Regions from separate parts of the Homo sapiens genome. Here region 2 is linked to region 1. Evidence: read pairs that join two places in POLR2A ChIA-PET (ENCODE). Cell type or tissue: GM12878. All regions are shown on one strand. Each heading gives the region's core, and the rest is flanking DNA. Links, peaks and the distances in the headings are about the cores only.

Evidence for each region. Peaks named below come from ENCODE experiments on the same cell type or tissue, not always from the same donor. Only the 100,000 strongest peaks of a DNase experiment are listed, where the experiment ranks them.
Region 2: POLR2A ChIA-PET joins it to region 1 with 6 read pairs; 2 of 35 experiments call an interaction of 5 or more read pairs at or near these places.

Annotation. Positions count from the first base shown.
Region 1 is chr6:11,548,396-11,553,787 of GRCh38, reverse strand. The region is part of intron 1 of TMEM170B (transmembrane protein 170B); the gene reads right to left. Among named protein-coding and RNA genes, the nearest start is that of TMEM170B, 13 kb to the right of the region's middle. In GM12878, for the core only: no CTCF peak of the experiment used is centred there; no DNase peak of the experiment used is centred there.
Region 2 is chr6:11,935,893-11,941,284 of GRCh38, reverse strand. All of the region lies in intron 1 of LOC107986570 (a long non-coding RNA gene), which reads right to left. Among named protein-coding and RNA genes, the nearest start is that of HIVEP1, 74 kb to the left of the region's middle. RefSeq lists an enhancer at 2,673-2,732. In GM12878, for the core only: no CTCF peak of the experiment used is centred there; a DNase peak (open chromatin) is centred at 2,644.

The sequences.
Region 1 (5,392 bases), core at 295-5,294:
AAAAGTCTGAAGAAGTCCCACTTGAAAAAGAAAGTTGCTTAACTTGAAAGATTAAAGAAACAAGTTTATGTGCAAATGCATACATTTTTTCTTAAATCCTAGTAAAACCTCTAAACTTTTCTTAACTCATAAAATTTCTAGATCAGCTCTCCCTTAATCAATATGAAAACTATTTACATTAGATAGTATTATAAGTGAGGAAACAGGCCTGGGAAATACATGACTTGTCTAAAGTAAAAAAAACTAGCTAGTAGAAGTTGAGGCTAAAAAATTTTTTGACTCATACATTCAAGGATCCTATTACTTCTTTCAAATCTTTATTTTTAGAAAAAAATTTAGCAGAACCCCAATTATCCAAGAAGGGAGGTGGAAATTCCAATAGCTGCTCACCTAACATATTTACATAAACATTTTTAATGTTTGATTCTCCTATATACTTCAGATTTAATATAACTAAAATGTTTAGAATTTTTAAGATACAGTAGACCCTTGAACAATGCAGGTTTGCAGTGCATGGGTCCAACATACATGTGGATTTTTGTTTTTCAATTAAACATGGAGCAAAAATATTCTAAGGATGCAAAACCCACCTACAGGGAGGTTCGACTTTTCACATACATGGGTTCTGCAGGGCCACTGCAGGATTTTGGTATATGCAGCGGTCCTAGAATCAATCCCCCATATATACTTTGAGATCAAAATAGACACCTCTTTATCAACTAAGACCGAAACTAAGATTAAGGAAGCAAAGTTACCTACAGGTCAAGGGTTCAGGGCCCAGGCGGCATGGCGAATTTCTAAAGTCCTATGGCTCTAAACTCCCTGACAATAGGAGCTATCAGACCACCCCTTACTGATTTACAACCCAGACCACAACTCTGATTAGACACAGGACCAGCCTTATAAACGTTCTTTTCTGATAAGCAATTGTAGACCTTAAGCCAGTCTCTACCAGTCATACTATACCATAGAGACTGTGCACAGACTGCCTTTGCATCCCATAGTTCACCTTCTGACACAGTCAAATTCTACCTCATTTTAATGCTAAAACCTTGCCCCAAAGTAAACAGAGAATATATGTTACCCATGTTTACCCACTGAGCATGCACTCAGCTCCTCTCATAAATATGTATAGCTTTTCCCCCAAACCTGCTGAATATGTATGACTCTATTGTGTAATACAAACTCTGAGAGGCAATAAAACCCAACCTCAACTTCCCTTCTATGAAGAGACAGTGCTTTCTGCACATGCACATGGCAGAGACTGTCTCTTCCTGGTTTGCAAATTGATATTGCTGATAAAACTATCCTTTCTACTATTTAGCCAGCCTAGTGGTCTTTTGGATGACGACACTCAGGGATAACTGTATTATAATTTAGTAAGGATAATTTTCTATGGCTAATACTGCATACAAATGAAGAAAACATTCTCAAAAGATAAATTTAATATAATCTGTTAAAAGACAAGTCACTTTAAAAAAAATCTGGGTTATCATATGCTCTTGGAAATAAGTGAGTCATTTATACTGAAATTTTAATAAGTCCAAATCTCCCATATTAACTATTATACATCGTTAAGATAGCTATAAATTGATCACAAAAAATAATTTTAAAAAAATCGGGTGTTCCCAACCACTAAGCTCTCAATAACAAAATCTCCTGAAGAGTTGGTTTACAAGGCAGCATCCTAGGCCTTGTTCTAAGATCCTAATTCCACATTTATCGACTGGAGCCATGGATCTGTATGAACAGTTCCAGGTGATTCTGATACGCAGGCCTGGAAACCATGACAGATTCACGTAATTCATGGTAGGGAGTGACAGAAGGAAAAAACTGTATAATGAAAATCCAGTTTCATATTACTGATGAAAACATCTTTGCTTTCCAAGGCACCCAAGAGCAGCAACATAATCATGTCCTGGTAGTACCAACCCATAGGCAGTTCACCTCTCCTGCCTCTCTACCCTCCCATGAACAGGTTCCTGCTCCACTCTTAACCTCTTCTTGTGCTGTCTTCACAGTTCCATTGCCTGGTTCTTCCTGAACTCAACAAGCCACAAAAGAATTACTTAATCTAAAGGTTAGCTTCTCTAGATCACTGAGCTCCTTATGGATAATGACTGACATTTTCACTTTTGTTCATCAGTGTTTACCACAGAGACTGGCACATAACTTATAATCAAGAAATATCAGGATTAATCCTTGAAAATGCTAGACTGTGCTATTTAAACATGATTTTACATATCGAGACAGTTTTCTGCTTTTTCTAATCACCTTGTTTTTACAGACACTTCATTCCCTCACCTGCTATGATGCCCCTAGTCTTCCCTTAGCCTCATTCCTTTCTCCCCATACCCACCTTTAAGACTGTCTTAGCCAGCATCCAGCAGGCCTTCAAGAGTCCCTACCACACCCTTGTGCAGTCTGCTCGCACAATGTTCCAGAGCTGGTCTGTGTATGACCAATAGAATACAGCAGACATGATGGTATATCACTTCCAAGATTAGGCTATCAAAGACTGTGGCTTCTGTTTTGGTTTCTCTTACTGTGTGTTTGTGTCTATGTGTGTGTGATCTCTCATTCTGAAAAAAACAGTTGTGAGTAGCCCTATGGAGAAGGCCTCCCACCACCTGCCAAGAGCCACATGAATGCCCCTGGGAGCTGAACCCCCAGCCCTAGACAAGTCTGCAGAGAATGCAGTAGTCCTGGCTGACAGCTTGACTGGACACTGTAAGACCCTGAGCCAGAACCAGCATTCCTGACCATCAGAGACTGTATGAGAAAATAAATGTGTCTTGTGTTAAGCTACTAAATTTGGGGGTAATGTCATTCAGCAATAGATAACTAATACAAAGATGTATAAGTTAATACTCAAGAATATAAGCTTCTTGAAAATAGTCGCTATGTATTTATCTTTGTATCTCTGACAGCACCATGTCCATGGTAAAGTTACTCAAATGTTTGCTCAACTGAACTGCAGTTGAGTGGTAATTTTTCAAGTCATGGCTTAGACACTCCGTAAGCAAGGGCAAAATAATCTCTGCCTGTTTCCTCACTTTTACAAACTGAATTAATAATGGTGTCTACCTCGTGGGATTATTGTGAGGCTCAAATGAAATAATACATGTAACATTCTTAGAACAATGCCAAGCACATTAAAAGGTGTTAAAGAAATGTTAACTACTAAAAGTAAAATTTCTAAGAAGGAAATACATCACTTTCCTTCCTTAGTACCAAAACCCTGGGTATACGTTTTTTTATATAAGAATCATACAATCCGTCAGGGTAAAGCGTTGGCTAAAAAAAAAAGAAATTGGCTGGGCACAGTGGCTCATGCCTGTAATCCCAGCACTTTGGGAGGCTGAGGCGGGTGGATCACCTGAGGTCAGGAGTTCGAGACCAGCCTGACCAACATGGTGAAACCCCATCTCTACTAAATAAAAAAACTTAGCTGGGCATGGTGGTGGGCACCTGTATAATCCCAGCTACTTGGGGGCGGAAGCAAGAGAATCGCTTGAACTCAGGAGGCACAGGTTGCAGTGAGCCAAGACTGCGCCACAGCACTCCAGCCTGGGTGACAAAGTGAGACTCTGCTTCAAAAAAAAAAAAAAAATTATATAAGCCACGACAGGATTATGAAAAAAATTAGAGGCAGGGCACTGTGGCTCGTGCCTGTAATCCTAGCATTTTGGGAGGCCAAGGTGGGCAGACTGCTTGAGTCCAGGAGTTTGAGACCAGCCTGGGCAACACAGCGAGACCCCGTCTTTATTTATAAAAAGTTAGAAAAATTGATGTACATGTAAGTATATGGGATAACATACCAAATGAAGGGGAGTAATGGAGTATGTTAATAAGCTAATGTTAATTGATCTAGTAACCTACATTCCTCAAAGCTATTTTCATTTTTTTCAAGTCCTACTACAACAAGTAGATATATGCTCTTAGATTATATTCCATGATTATCATAACACAAGCAACTGGACTCCAGTAAGAAATTGTGTTCTTCCTATTTGCATAAAGTTTGGTGAAAAAAATCTTTTTCTTTCAATGCTTAATCTACTTAGCCAAAGTCATGAGATGGAATGTGACAATCTAATGAGGCCTCTTTTTTCTTTTTTTTTTTTTGAGACGGAGTCTCGCTCTGTCGCCCAGGCTGGAGTGCAGTGGCGCCATCTCGGCTCGCTGCAAGCTCCGCCTCCAGGGTTCATGCCATTCTCCTGCCTCAGCCTCCCGAGTAGCTGGGACTATAGGTGCCCGCCACTACGCCTGGCTAACTTTTTGTATTTTTAGTAGAGACGGGGTTTCACCATGTTAGCCAGGATGGTCTCGATCTCCTGACCTCGTGATCCACCCACCTCTGCCTCCCAAAGTGCTGGGATTACAGGCGTGAGCCACCGTGCCTGGCCTGAGGCTTCTTTTAAATGTGTTGGTACTGCCACTGTTTATTCTATGATTATTTTACTGTTCATGTAGTTAGTCATTTAAAATAAAAAATTAACCTATCACACCTGATATCACATATTTTAAATAAATTTATACGCTCACTTTATAGAAAATGAGATGCATGCAAAATGCTTTATATAGGGTCTGATACACAGTGAGGTTTCAATAAATATAGCCATCAGTAGACTTATTCATCTGATACTACAATAAGTTCAACATGCTACACTCTCTGGGCTCTCCTCTTACCTCTGACCACTCTTTTTTTATTATTATTATACTTTAAGTTCTAGGGTACATGTGCACAACGTGCAGGTTTGTTACATATGTATACATATGCCATGTTGGTATGCTGCACCCATTAACTCGTCATTTATGTTAGGTATATCTCCTAATGCTATCCCTCCCCCTTCCCCCCACCCCATGACAGACCCCAGTGTGTGATGTTCTCCACCCTGTGTCCAAGTGTTTTCATTGTTCCAATTCCCACCTATGAGTGAGAGCACGCGATCTTTGGTTTTCTGTCCTTGCGACAGTTTGCTCAGAATGATGGTTTCCAGCTTCATCCATGTCCCTACAAAGGACATGAACTCATCCTTTTTTATGGCTGCATAGTATTCCATGGTGTATATGTGCCACATTTTCTTAATCCAGTCTATCATTGATGGACATGTGGGTTGGTTCCAAGTCTTTGCTATTATGAATAGTGCCACAATAAACATACGTGTGCATGTCTCTTTATAGCAGCATGATTTATAATCCTTTGGATATACACCAGTAATGGGATGGCTGGGTCAAATGGTATTTCTAGTTCTAGATCCCTGAGGAATCGCCACAGTTTTCCACAATGGTTGAACTAGTTTACAGTCCCACCAACAGTGTAAAAGTGTTCCTATTTCTCCACATCCTCTCCAGCACCTGTTGTTTCCTGACTTTTTAATGATCGCCATTC
Region 2 (5,392 bases), core at 157-5,156, 390 kb before region 1:
TGAGTGGTATCCTTGTAAAGAAGAAGGGAGAGACACAGGGAGAAGGCGGCCACGGAAACAGAGTTTGGGGTAATGACGCCGCAAGCCAAGGGTGGCTGGCAACAATCAGAAGTGAGGCTGGCGGCATGGAACACACGGCCTCCCTAAATTCCCAGAAGGAACCAACTATGCCAACACCTTGATTTTGAACTTACAGCCTCTAGAAGTATGAGAAAAATTAAATACATATATTTATATATGTGTATGTGTGTATTATATATTATATAATTTATATTATCAATATATTATATTATATATTAATATAATAAATATAATTTATTATATATATTTAATAAATACATTATAATTTATTATAAATATAATATATAATAATATAATAAATATATATTGTATACATATTTGTTGTTTTAAGCAATCCAATGGCATTTTGTTACAGCAGCCCTGGGAAACTAGAGCACTAAGTATTCAAGATTACTACTTTTTTTTTGAGACAGAGTTTCACGCTTGTTGCCCAGGCTGGAGTGCAGTGGCGCAATCTCGTCTCACTGCAACCTCTGCCTCCCGGGTTCAAGTGGTTCTCCTGCCTCAGCCTTCCCAGTAGCTGGGACTACAGGCACCTGCCACCACACCCGGCCAATTTTTTGTATTTTTAATAGAGACAGGGTTTCACCACGTTGGCCAGGCTGGTCCCAAACTCCTGGCCTCAATTGATCTGCCTGCCTTGGCCTCCCAAAGTGCTGGGATTACAAGCATGAGCCTACATGCCCGGCCAAGATTATTACATTTAACAGTGATGCTCTATCAGAGGGGGAAGTGAGCTGTGGCCTGTGCATCAAATTCTGCTTGTTACCCGTTTTCATAAATACAAAATTGAAGCATACCCATGATCATTACTTTATGAATTATCATGGCTGCTTGCATGCTGTAATGGCAGAGTGGAGTAGTTATGAGAGGGATTATCTGGCCTACACAACCTTAAAATATTGACTTTCTGGTCCTTTGTAGAAAAAGCCTTCCAGTTCTTGATACATGCTACTAAGCCTTTAATTAAAACGTTGAAATGTTTAAGAGTCTAACTAGATTTTTGGTTAGCTCTCAAAACTGAAACCCATTCTTCTCTGTATTAGAACAGGCTACGCTTGCTACAGTAAATAACAGCTCCTAAAGTTCAGGGTTTTTAAAAATACAGTAAAAGCTTATTTCTCACTCAGGTAATGTCCACTATGGGTCTGGGAAACACTGCCCAATGCAGTGATTTGCAATGCAGCTTGCTTCAATCTAAAGTCTCTATTATCTTATAGACTTCTGTCAACCTTGCAGATTTAAAGAACTAGAGAATTGCTCAAGGTTTTTCCATGCCTTGGCCTGGAAGTGACACACTTCATTTCCTTTCACATCCATTGGCCAGAAACAGTTATGTGACCCTGTCTAACTGCAAGGAGGCTGGAAGAAATAGGAGGATGAATAGGATATTCCCGAGTACTGTTATCACCACGCTACTAAATACCTTGACTGAGTATTATTATAAAATTAGCACTTCAATGACTTCTGGAATTTAAAATAGTGAATATTGTTGTAATAGTGAATATTGTTGAAGAGTCACAGGTAAGTACTCTTATTATCAGGTAATTTCTTGGGAATCTCTATTAGCCATTTGTAAACTTGTGAACTTTATAAATGGCGAGACTGAGATTTTGTGAAACGTCATAAATGATATATATTTTTTTCCTTTTGCTATTGTCAAAGAAATACCTAATGTGGCTTAAAAGGCATTACTCAAATTAAGAAATAAAAAAATCTGAATATGTACACCTGGCACTAGGCTGTAAGCACGTTTAAGCAGTATTACTAATCTCTGTCCCTCTTCATACACGTGAAAGGAACTGGCTCCAGAAGTCACACACTTTATTTGTATATGCAGAAACAGATATCCCATATTTAGGTTTTTTTTTTTTTTAGACCGAGTTTCACTGTTGCCCAGGCTGGAGTGCAGTGGTGCGATCTTGGCTCACTGCAACCTCCGCCTCCCGGGTTCAAGCAATTCTCCTGCCTCAGCCTCCTGAGTAGCTGGGATTACAGGTGTGTGTCACCACACCCGGCTAATTTTTGTATTTTTAGCAGAGAGGGGGTTTCACTATGATCCACCCACCTCGGCCTCCCAAGGTGCTGGGATTACAGGCGTGAGCCACTGCTCCCAGCCATATTTAGGGTTTTTTACATATAGAAGTATAGAGTTTTTTTTTTTTTTTTTTTTTTTTGCTGGACACAAGCAATTAAAGAAAATGAAATACCAAAAATAAATAAATAAATACATAAATAAATAAACCTTTGCAATCCCAGCAGTTGCTCCCTAGCTGGAAGAGAATGAAGGAATGAGACAAGGACTCAGGAGATTGTTGGGCCATCTACCCCCTGCCTTACAGAGGGAGTTGTCAAGAAAAGAGATCAGCAGGTGCTCCGGAGGGAAAGTGGCTTGGCCAAGGTTCACAGCCTGCGTTGTTCAGATACCATGACTGCTGGGCTTGCTCCCCCTATAGCGGTGGGGGAGGTTCAGATGTTGTCAGGATAAGGAAGTTCCTTATTTCCCTGTCTTCCTGCCACTGGACGCTCTCAAGCCCTTCATGCTCTGTCCCAGCTTGTGCCTCTGCTCCTTTGGCAACTGCTCCCTTCCACTGTTTGTGTGCCAGCCTGGCAGACCAGAAGGGACAGTTTGGTTCCTTCTGTAGCATTTCTCCAGCTCTCACCAGCATCCATCCTTTCACTGTGTAGCCCCAGGGAATGGATCGGGGACTCTGTGATCTTTGCTTTCCTTTAAAAAGTTTGTTTTTGCACGTCCACTGGAGCCGATCATTTTCTCCTATTCGCCTTGGTGACATCTTAGCCTTGAGGTTTATCTGAAATGTGATTGTTGCTGATTGATTGCTTCTAAACATGCTGGTGCAGCCATTTGAAAAATTAGTAGAGTCAGGGTTTTTCTTTTGTTTTGTTTTGAGAACAGTCAAACCAGTTTGTGCAAAAGTATAATTATATACTTCAATTTTCCTCATAAAAGCTCAAAAGCATGGTGTAATCACTTGTACCATTAAGCTATCTAAATGTGCTTATTCAGACCAAGTGTAAATAATGCCAAGAAAAGAATATGCTGGAAAAAGAAGAACTGCATCACACATAAGACTATCCTGCATGATGATTGTACATAAACAGGTATTAAATCTATGGAGAGACACTGTGAATTCATGCTTCTTACAGAAGACAAGCTTTTAAAATATAAAATCAAGTTGTGTAGTAAGAATGGCAATACAGATTCATTTGAGCCACTGAACTCAATACATTTTTAAATTGTATCCATTTACAGAGCAAAAAAATTAAGTGGATCTCAGCAGCAGATGAAATTAGTTATACTTACATGAATTTGACTAATCATATATGCATGGTTGCAAAAAATTGACTACTTCCCAACTCAAGTTTAACTGCTGTCAATGCTAGAATCTATAGGACCAAAATTATAACTTTATAATTTGTAAACTTTGTCCATGTACATAATCTCATTGATCTGCATTGATTTCTTATGAGGCAGGTATTATGATTCTCGTTTTGCTGGTTAAGAAACTGAGGCTTCACAAGGTTTGTGACCTCCCTAGGATCACCTGAACATTAAATGATCTTGGAGAAAAAAATCAAAAACCTCTACTGTCAGTTCTTAATTAGCAACCAAAGCTCTTTGTTCATTGAAATGTTTAGATATTTTCCTCATTTGAGAATTCATAAATGGTTCTAGGTGTATTTTCTCAAGTTACTGTACATCACTGTTGGAGGAAAATTTCTTATACACAATGCCCACATCTACTCTAGGGGTCAATCAACCATTCCAGGTATTTTGATCTTCTTCTTACGTATTTTTCATTGGTAGGAGTTTGGGGTAGGCTTTTGGTTTGCTTTAGGCACAGTTTATATGTAAAGTTTATAATCTCAAACAGGGAAGGAATTTAATCAGTTCTAAATTAAAAAGGCTAAGGAGGTTTCACTTTCAGAAAGATGAACTTTTATTTTTTCATAAGATTATTCGATGCTTTCCTTTTTACTACAAGTACCCAGTGTATGCAAAAAAAAAAAGTAATTTGTGGAATCAATATTTATTATCCCAAAAAATATGTAATTATAAATGGAAAAGGCCTCTAATGTAGTAAAATAATAATAAAAATCTATTAGTATGGGAGGCTGAGGCAGGCGGATCATGAGGTCAGGAGTTTGAGACCAGCCTGGACAACATGGTGAAACCCTGTCTCTACTAAAAATACAAAAATTAGCCAGGCGCGGTGGCGGGTGCCCATAATCCCAGCTAACTGGGAGGCTGAGGCAGGAGAATCACTTGAACCCAGGAGGCGGAGGTTGCATTGAGCCGAGACTGTGCCATTGCACTCTAGCCTGGGCGACAGAGTGAGACTCTGTCTCAAAAGTAGAGGAGAGTAGAGGAGAGTAGAGAGTAGAGGAGGGGAGGGGAGGGGAGGGTAGGGTAGGGTAGGGTAGGGTAGGGTAGGGTAGGGTAGGGTAGGGTAGGGTAGGGTAGAATAGGGTAGAATAGAATAGAATAGAATAGAATAGAATAGAATAGAATAAAATAAAAATATAGGACCTATCACTGTTTCCAATGTACCTTGGCAAATTTTCCTCCTACTCTGGCTATCAGGAAGCTCAGAGTCTAATTTATAGCCTAAATTTGCACTAACTACATCTTAATATCTTTCCCGATTTCTTCTGCAAGATTTTCCCAGATACTTTGAATTTGATACTGATGGGATAAACCTTTTAATTATAATTTGTCTCAATTCCATTAAGAAAGTTGGTGTAATTTGTTTAACGTTATTTCAACATTTATTAATCACCTACTATCTACGTGATCTTATGATACAGAGGTAAGCAGAACACCAGCTTCTGCCCTCAAGCCAATTATGAATTCCCATACAGACAACTAAAACTAAATAAATATGCGAACAAACAAATAGCTCATGCATAGATACAAGCATGGGTCTAGACTACCACATGAATCAAATATACCTTTTAGTTGTTAACGAAATCAACAGACCTTCCATCTCATAGCATGGTAGGTACATTTTATATATATATATACCTGTTGAATAAATTAGTTCATTCATGCCTGGATGAAAAAAACTATAAAATATAAACATGAATATATAATGAAATAAATAAAATTTCAGAGAAAACAATGTTATAGGTTAAAAATCCAGGAAAAAATAGAACTAATTCTAGAGTGATCTCGAGAGTTTTTTGTTTTCATTTTTCTTTTGAGACAGAGTCTCACTCTGTCACCCAGGCTAGAGTGTGGTGGTTTGATCTCGGCTCACTGCAACCTTCACCTCCCAGGTTCAAACCA